Regions from separate parts of the Homo sapiens genome. Here region 1 is linked to region 2. Evidence: read pairs that join two places in POLR2A ChIA-PET (ENCODE). Cell type or tissue: K562. All regions are shown on one strand.

Evidence for each region. ChIA-PET counts read pairs that join two places held together with the same protein. Peaks named below come from ENCODE experiments on the same cell type or tissue, not always from the same donor. Only the 100,000 strongest peaks of a DNase experiment are listed, where the experiment ranks them.
Region 1: POLR2A ChIA-PET joins it to region 2 with 8 read pairs; 6 of 35 experiments call an interaction of 5 or more read pairs at or near these places.

The regions. Positions count from the first base shown.
Region 1 is chr16:66,734,543-66,738,542 of GRCh38, forward strand. It overlaps DYNC1LI2 (dynein cytoplasmic 1 light intermediate chain 2), which reads right to left. Exons shown (of 13, transcript NM_006141.3): 5 at 1,533-1,702. Among named protein-coding and RNA genes, the nearest start is that of DYNC1LI2, 15 kb to the right of the region's middle. In K562, no CTCF peak of the experiment used is centred here; no DNase peak of the experiment used is centred here.
Region 2 is chr16:66,621,235-66,625,234 of GRCh38, forward strand. It overlaps CMTM4 (CKLF like MARVEL transmembrane domain containing 4), which reads right to left. Exons shown (of 4, transcript NM_181521.3): 3 at 2,170-2,268; 4 at 1-988. The coding sequence ends at 824. Among named protein-coding and RNA genes, the nearest start is that of CMTM3, 19 kb to the left of the region's middle. In K562, no CTCF peak of the experiment used is centred here; a DNase peak (open chromatin) is centred at 1,807.

The sequences.
Region 1 (4,000 bases), 110 kb after region 2:
AGTTTGTTCTAAACATCAAACAAGCTCCCATCAGGAGGCAGGCCCGGTGTACACAGTTGTACACTCCACTCCACAGGGCTCCATTCTCAAGAACAGGATGAGAATGGCACACTATAATTGGGTAACATGATGGCTCTGACTGGAAATAAAGTACTTTTAAAACCCAAAATGTGGCCAGGCGTGGTGGCTTACACTTGTAATCCCAACACTCTGGGAGGTCAAGGTGGGCAGATCACCTGAGGTTGGGAGTTTGAGACCAGCCTGACCAACATGGAGAAACCCACATCTCTAATAAAAATACAAAATTAGCCAGGCATGGTGGCGGACACCTGTAGTCCCAGCTACTCAGGAGGCTGAGGTAGGAGAATCGCTTGAACTGGGAAGGCAGAGGTTGCAGTGAGCCGAGATCACACCATTGTACTCCAGCCTGGGCAACAAGAGTGAAACTCCGTCTCAAAAAAAAAAAAAAAAAAAAAAAAAGTTTTAAAACCTATTGTTTTTCCTTATATAAGAGATACAACTTTATTTCTCTATTTCTCTATGACTGAACTTTGTTTGTTTTTTTTTTCTTTTTTTTTTGAGACATAGTCTCACTGTGTCATCCCGGATGGAGTGCAGTGGCGCCATCTCAGCTCACTGCAACCTCAGCCTCCCAGCTCAAGCAATTCTCCTGCCTCAGCCCCCGAGTAGCTGGGATGACAGGCACCTGCCACCACGCCTGGCTAATTTTTCTATTTTAGTAGAGACAGGGTTTCACCATGTCGGCCAGGCTGGTCTTGAACTCCTGACCTCAAATGATCCACCCACCTGAGCCTCCCAAAGTGCTGGGATTACATGAGCCACCATGTCTGGCATGACTGAACTTAATTTCTATTCCTACCTCATCATTCTAATTTTCCACCATCAGTTTGGACCACATCAGCTGATTTAAATAGCCTTAAGGAAACTGCTGTGAGTTCTTTTTTTTTTATTTTTATTTTTTGAGACGGAGTCTCGCTCTATCGCTCAGGCTGGAGTGCAATGGCATGATCTCGGCTCACTGCAAGCTCCACCTCCTGGGTTAATGCCATTCTCCTACCTCAGCCTCCCAAGTAGCTGGGACTACAGGTGCCCGCCACCACGGCTGTCTAATTTTTTGTATTTTTTGTAGAGACGGGGTTTCACCATGTTAGCTAGGATGGTCTCCATCTACTGACCTCATGATCCGCCCACCTCAGCCTCCCAAAGTGCTGAGATTACAGGCGTGAGCCACCGCAACTGGCCAACTGCTGTGAGTTCTAAGTTTGAAAGTCAACAGTGCTTCAGAGACATTAACCCTAGGCCATGAGCAAACTGACTAGTCATGTTTCCTGCATTTAAACTTCCAATTTACATGATAATTTTTTCTGTCTTGACATATTCAATGTACCTTAATGAATCTCAAATAAGCCCAAGTCTCCCTTGGGAAAAAAACGTCAACAGTTTCTCAAACTTTCAGATGGTGACTGTTCACCACCCGAACCCAGCCAAGCCAACAACCCCCTGGCACACACCTTTGTGCACACCACCAACACCGGGATCCCCAGGTTATGAGTCAGCACATTGTCACCCAGAGGCAGGGCAACATTTTCTTCATCGGAGCCTGAGGTCAGAGGGCCTCTTCTCTGTGGGGAACCTTGACAACCTTCTTCAGGTTCCATATAGTCTTGAAAATCTTTCACAACTGGGGGAAAAAGAGGAAAAAAAATCACATGCACATAAATAAAAATACATGTTAGCTTTAGAACACTGAAAAGAAGGCAATAATAAGCACAAAACACAGGCAGTTGTGTGTGACAAACTTCTTAGTCACATCCAACTGCAAAATCAAGGATTTGGGGATGGTGATACAAAATGCCAATTCTGAAATATTCAGTGTGAGCTTTGTAACATCGGGGCAGCAAAGACATTCCCCTGGGCATCTTTAATTGCACCAAACCCCTGAACAGGTTTTTTTTTCTTCTTTTTTGAGACAAAGTCTTGCTCTCTTGCCCAGGCTGAAGTGCAGCAGTCTGATATCACCATCTTCTGAGCTCAAGTGATCTTCCCACTTCAGCTTCCCAAGTAGCTGGGACTAAAGGCATGTGCCACCATGCCCAGCTACTTTTTAAATTTTTGTAGAGGTGGGATCTTCCTGTGTTGCCAGGCTGGTCTCAAACTCTTGGGCTGCAGAGATCCTGCTACCTCGGCTTTCCAAAGTGCTGGGATTATGGGATTACAGTCTTGAGCCACCATGTCTGGCCCTTAAACAGGTTTTTAAAAAATACTAAGGTTTCAATAGTTCTTACCATGAAGAAAGCCACTTTTCTTATGTATCTTACATTTTCAGAATACCAGAAGAGTTGAACTGTGTAACTTCAACATAGCTGACCATTAGAAACAGCTATAACTTACAATACTTATCACAGTCCTCATTAGAAATGCCTAATGAGCTGGGCACAGTGGCTCATGCCAGTAATCTCATCACTTTGGGAGGCCAGGGCGGGTGGTTCACCTGAGGTCAGGAGTTTGAGACCAGCCTGGCCAACATGGCAAAACCCCATCTGTACTAAAAATGCAAAAATTAGCTAAGGATGGTGGTGCACCTGTAGTCCCAGCTACTTGGGGACTCGTGCTAAGGCATGAGAATCGCCTAAACCTGGGAGGTGGAGGTTGCAGTGAGCTAAGATTGCGTCACTGTACTCCAGTCTGGGCAACAGAGTGAGACTATACCTCAAAAAACAAAACAAAACAAAAAACAAAAACAAACAAAAAACAACAAGCTTCCACCCTGGCCAACATGGTGAAACCCTGTCTCTGCTAAAAATACAAAAATTAGCTGGGTGTGGCAGCACGTGCCTGTAATCCCAGCTACTTGGGAGGCTGAGGCGGGAGACTCAGTTGAACCAGGGAGTCGGAGGTTGCAGTAAGACAGAGCGAGACTCCGTCTCAAAAAAAAAAAAAAAAAAAATGCTTAATGAAACAATTGAATTTTATAAGAACATGCTGTTTCCACACAGCTGAAGCTTGTCAGCACTAAGTAACCAGGCTGGTCTTGCCCAGCACCAGATGTATTTCCTTATTATCCTCACTCTTGTGGACTCAGTCTCATCTTTTGGGGATCCCAAGTCACTTGTGCAGTGTTCACGGCCTATTCCTGCCTAACACAAGAAAGGGTCAGTGGTACAACATCCACTTATTGGCATACAATATTCACTAATCCAGCTAAGGAAGGCCATTAAGGTGACAATGGTCCGAGCCTCAGTTAAGCCAAGTGACCACAAAGCCCACAGCTCTGCACCTTTATGTGGGCACTTCAAGGCTCTCATGTTGGTCCAGAGAACAAAAAATGCAACAGTTAAAGCTACCTTGAGCCAGAGAAGAAAACAGGCAGCTCTACCCTTCTAAGTCCAGTAAGACTGAAGGATCAAAGGCCTTTTACTCTCACCAACATGCTAAGTAAATTCAAACAACAGGACTGAAGAGGACCTAGAGAAAGGTCCTACCTGCTCCTCTTCACCCACAGAACACGTTTCAAACATTTCAAACCACGAGTTTTTATTTACAAAGATTTGACGTTACTATTATATGAGCTTCTGAAATTATCTGAGAGCTCTCTGTCTTTCATGTAACAGTGAGCAAACTGAAAACTAACTGATTAGGCCCTAAAGTGCAGATGTGATATTTCATCTCTACAGCTTCTTTTTTTTTTTTTTTTTTTTTTTTTGTGATGGAGTTTCGCTCTGTTGCCGAGGCTGGAGTGCAGTGGCACAATCTCGGCTCACTGCATCCTCCACCTGCCGGGTTTAAGTAATTCTCTGCCTCAGCCTCCTGAGTAGCTGGGATTACAGGCACCTACCACCATGCCCGGCTAATTTTGTTTTGTATTTTTAGTAGAGACAGGGTTTCACCATCTTGGCCAGGCTGATCTTGAACTCCTGACCTTGTGATCCACCCACCTCAGTCTCCCAAAGTGCTGGGATTACAGGCGTGAGCCACAGCA
Region 2 (4,000 bases):
GGCAAGTGCTTTGGCTGGTGGAGTAGGCTTGTTTCTTTCATGGCTTTTACCTGAGAAGGTAAAATGACTGAAAATCTGCAATTCAGCCTCAAAGTATTTAGGGTAGGCAGGAAACTGGAAAACAAGATAGTCCCCATAACAAGATGGCCCCCATATTCCTGGAGAAGAATCTGGGGTTCAGGAAGGTGATTCATTTGAGGAAGAATCAAGTGATTTCTCAGCAGAGTAGGAAACAAAAGGTCACCCTTCCTTGAGTCAGAGGTCCCTGGGAGCCATCCTAACAGGACATCAGCTTTCCCCAGCCCTGTGGCCTTTGGGCTGGTGCTGGCTGCCTGGGGGCCCTGGCATGGAAGATGAGGAGTGGGCTGGATCCCAGCACGCAGACTCAACACTGACTTGGAGCAGGTGGTGCCTAAGGCTGCCTGAGAACCACTGCCGACTGACCGTTCCAATGCTGTCCCTTCATTCCTTCATATTTCCCCCCTCTTAGCAGCCCCATTTAATCCAAAGTCTTGTTACAAATACACACGACAAGGTGGCTCAGAGTCAAAGGAAGCCTGTGCTTCAGGGCAGGTAAGACCTCAAGTGGACCTGGGCAGTGACGCCGGCTGCTCCACAGCCCCAAACGCTGAGGAACGTGGGCCTCCCAACTCCACCGCGGACCCGCCCACTGGGCCACTCGGGAAACCCTTTCCCAAAATGAACTTTTACCAAAGAGGACAAAATTCAACTGAATCACATGGAAATCTGACAGGACAAGGGAAAGAAAACTTGACTGAGAGACAGGCACGAGGACGGGAGGGAGGAGGATCCAGGCAGGTCCTCACGTGTCCAGGCGCTGGATCTCAGGGCGACTGTCCACATCCCTGGACTCCGTGCGGGCTCGGATGTAGTCATTGGTGCTCTGCTGGCGGACGCTGACTCTCCATTTCTGCACTGCCAGGAATGTGTTCACTGCATATGCCGCAGTCGCCAAGAAGCCAAATATCTAAAAACACACCAGCACAGTTAGTCCTCGGGCACGTGGCCTGGCCCCTCAAGGCTTCTGTGGTGACCCAAGCCACATGCAGCCCCTTCCTGCTCTGCCAGCTGATCATTACAACCCTGTGCCTTCATTCCTTGATCTCTTCCCCCTCTCAGCAGCCCCATTTGATCTAAAGTCTTGTTTCAAATACATATGACGGGGTGGCTCAGAGTCAAAGGGAAGCCTGTGCCCAGCCCTGCTGGATGTGTGGCTGTCACACCACAGCTGAGTCTCTAGTCATGTGACACACAGAAAATCTTGCCTGACCTAAAGACAGCCTAAGGTTTCTTTTGAAGTATTTTGGACGTATAAAAAAATAAATCACAAAAGTACCTCTTTTACTGCAACTTCAGGGCCTCTGGTCCCAGATGAGAAAATACAGTGCAGACAAAATGTAACATAGACAGAAAATCAGGGTTTCGCATGTGGGTCCCAAATCAAGCCACAGGGCCAATGTTCCACATCACAGCCCCCATCCCACACCTGCCTCTCATGGGGCAGCTCCAAGTAAGCAGCTCCAGAGTAAGAAGCACAGAGTTTTAATTATTAAGACTTACAAATCGCCTGAGTGGCACCTGGGAGAGCAGTTCGTTTAATCATTTATAAACCTTTTAATCCCCCCATTACAAAAAGGATAACTGTTCCTCATAAACTGAGAACAATACAGAAATGCAGGGCATGGAGAGGGGAAGTCCTACATTATCTGGTCCCCACCTGCCGTGGCATTTCCACCTTGAAATGTCATGTGACTGCTAAATGGTGTCATGACTGCATTCAAGAACCCTCCCTTCCCCAGGCAGATAAGGCTCTTAGACATCAAGGACTGTGTTGGAAACGAACCAAAGCAGGGGTTCTTGAACTTGAGAGCACATCTGTATCATCCAGAGGGTTACTTCAAATACATTTCTGACTCAGTAGCTCTGGAGCGGAGCCTAAGGATGTCTAACAGATGCCAAGGCTGCTGTTCTGGGGCCCATACTTTGAGAACCACAGCACTGAAGGGACTGGGACCCCCACTGGCCCAGTAACATCATCTTTAGCAAAGAAAAGCCACAGGAGGGGGAGCAGGACACATGCCAGGGACAGGCGAGCAGGTCACAGGAGGTCCCCAGATCAGCTTGCTTTAACCATTTGAGTTTGCTTACCACGGCAGCAATTTCTGCTCCGGCTCTATGGTTTAAAGCAGCCAGTACGATTGAAGCAATAAAGAAAAGGAAAGCGCTGAGTCCAGTGTTGACCAAATCCTAAAGGGAGAGACAAAATAAACCAAGTGAAAAGAACCATTCCATCTTTGCTCTAAAAGCAACTGGAGAACTTTCAAAATAAGACCCACGATACCCAACCTCCCTGGTGGCTCCATATTTCAGTCTCAATGTCACAGGGTTACTGGTCACACAAAAGAAGGCAAAGTTAACAGTTTATGACACTACTTGATAAATCACCACCACAAAATCTACATTTTCACCAACCCCACTACCCTTTCTGAAGAAATAGTAACCAAAATTGCTAACACTAATTACCATTTAGAGGTCTGGTGCCATCTTTTAAAAACCACACTCAAATCATCTTGCTATGGACAAAGCTCCCCAAGGATCCAAATGTACTAAAACTGGTGAAATCCCTCCAGCATTCCCTGCACTCACATGTGACATTCAAAACAAACTTTCACACAGAGAGCACACTTAGCCAGACTTCACGCTCTTTCTCAAGCAGTCTTTCAAGCCTCTATGTCACTAAAGCCTGGAGAATTTTCTCCTAAGCTTCTTGCACAGCATGCATCCACCGTTTCACAGATTTAGCTCGTCTTATTTGTAGAAGGGAACATAGCAGGGTAATGAAAGGTCACAGCTTGACCAGGGTCCAAACCACCCATATGACTTTGGACAAGCTACTTTGTTTCTGTGCTTTACGTGAGAATGTACCCCCTTCCTCCCAGAGTTGTTGAAGGAATTAAATGGAACCATACAGGTGAAGAGCCCAGCATGGTGCCTGGCCCACAGCTACAGTGGCCTACATATTTACTGTCACTTCTGTTATTACTACTTTGGCATGAGGCACCCAGTAGCCTGGGTCATACCAGAGTACCTCTAAAACCTCTATAGGAAAAAAATTCAGGAAAAAGCCCAAACTGCCTGAGTGCCAGGCTGATTACACTATCCACACCTGATGGATCCTCTGGTCTGGCCTAGCTCCAAGGTCGATTTCCTCTTTTTGAAGATGTAAAGATGGCTGGTGCGGTGGCTCATGCCTGTAATCCCAGCACTTTGGGAGGCTGAGGCGGATGGATCACTTGAGGTCAGGTGTTCGAGAACAGCCTGGTCAACATGGTGAAACCCCATCTCTACTAAAAATACAAAAATTAGCTGGGCATGGTGGCGCATGCCTGTAATCCCAGCTACTTGGGCAGCTGAAGTACGAGAATCACTTGAACCCGGGAGGCAGAGGTTGCAGTGAGCTAAGATCGTGCCACTGCACTCTAGCCTGGGTGACAGAGCGAGACTCTTGTCTCAATAAAATAATAAAATAAGATGTAAAGAGACAATGCTGGCATCATAACAGTGCTGAGTCTTGCAGCAGACACCCAACCTGCTCCTGGCTCATGGAAAGCTCTGCTCAGACGCATCTGCCAGCAGGATGGGTTTCAGCTATGACCTGCGTAAGCCAGGGCAAATTTTTCACAAATTCAAACCAGGAAGCGTTTAGTTACACTCAGCTCTGGGTAAGATGCTGTAGGGGTAAAAAAAGAATATAAAATATACTTCCCAAAGCAAAGACTATTCAGAAACGAGGGGAAAATACAATACACTGTGAGGTCAAACATCAAATAAAACAGTATCAACATTAACAGTGACTACATAAAAACAGAGATGCAGCAAAGGGCTAGAAAACAAACAGGCCGGGCACGGTGGCTCATGCCTGTAATCCCAGCACTTTGGGAGGCCGAGGCGGGCGGATCACCTGAGGTTGGGAGTTCGA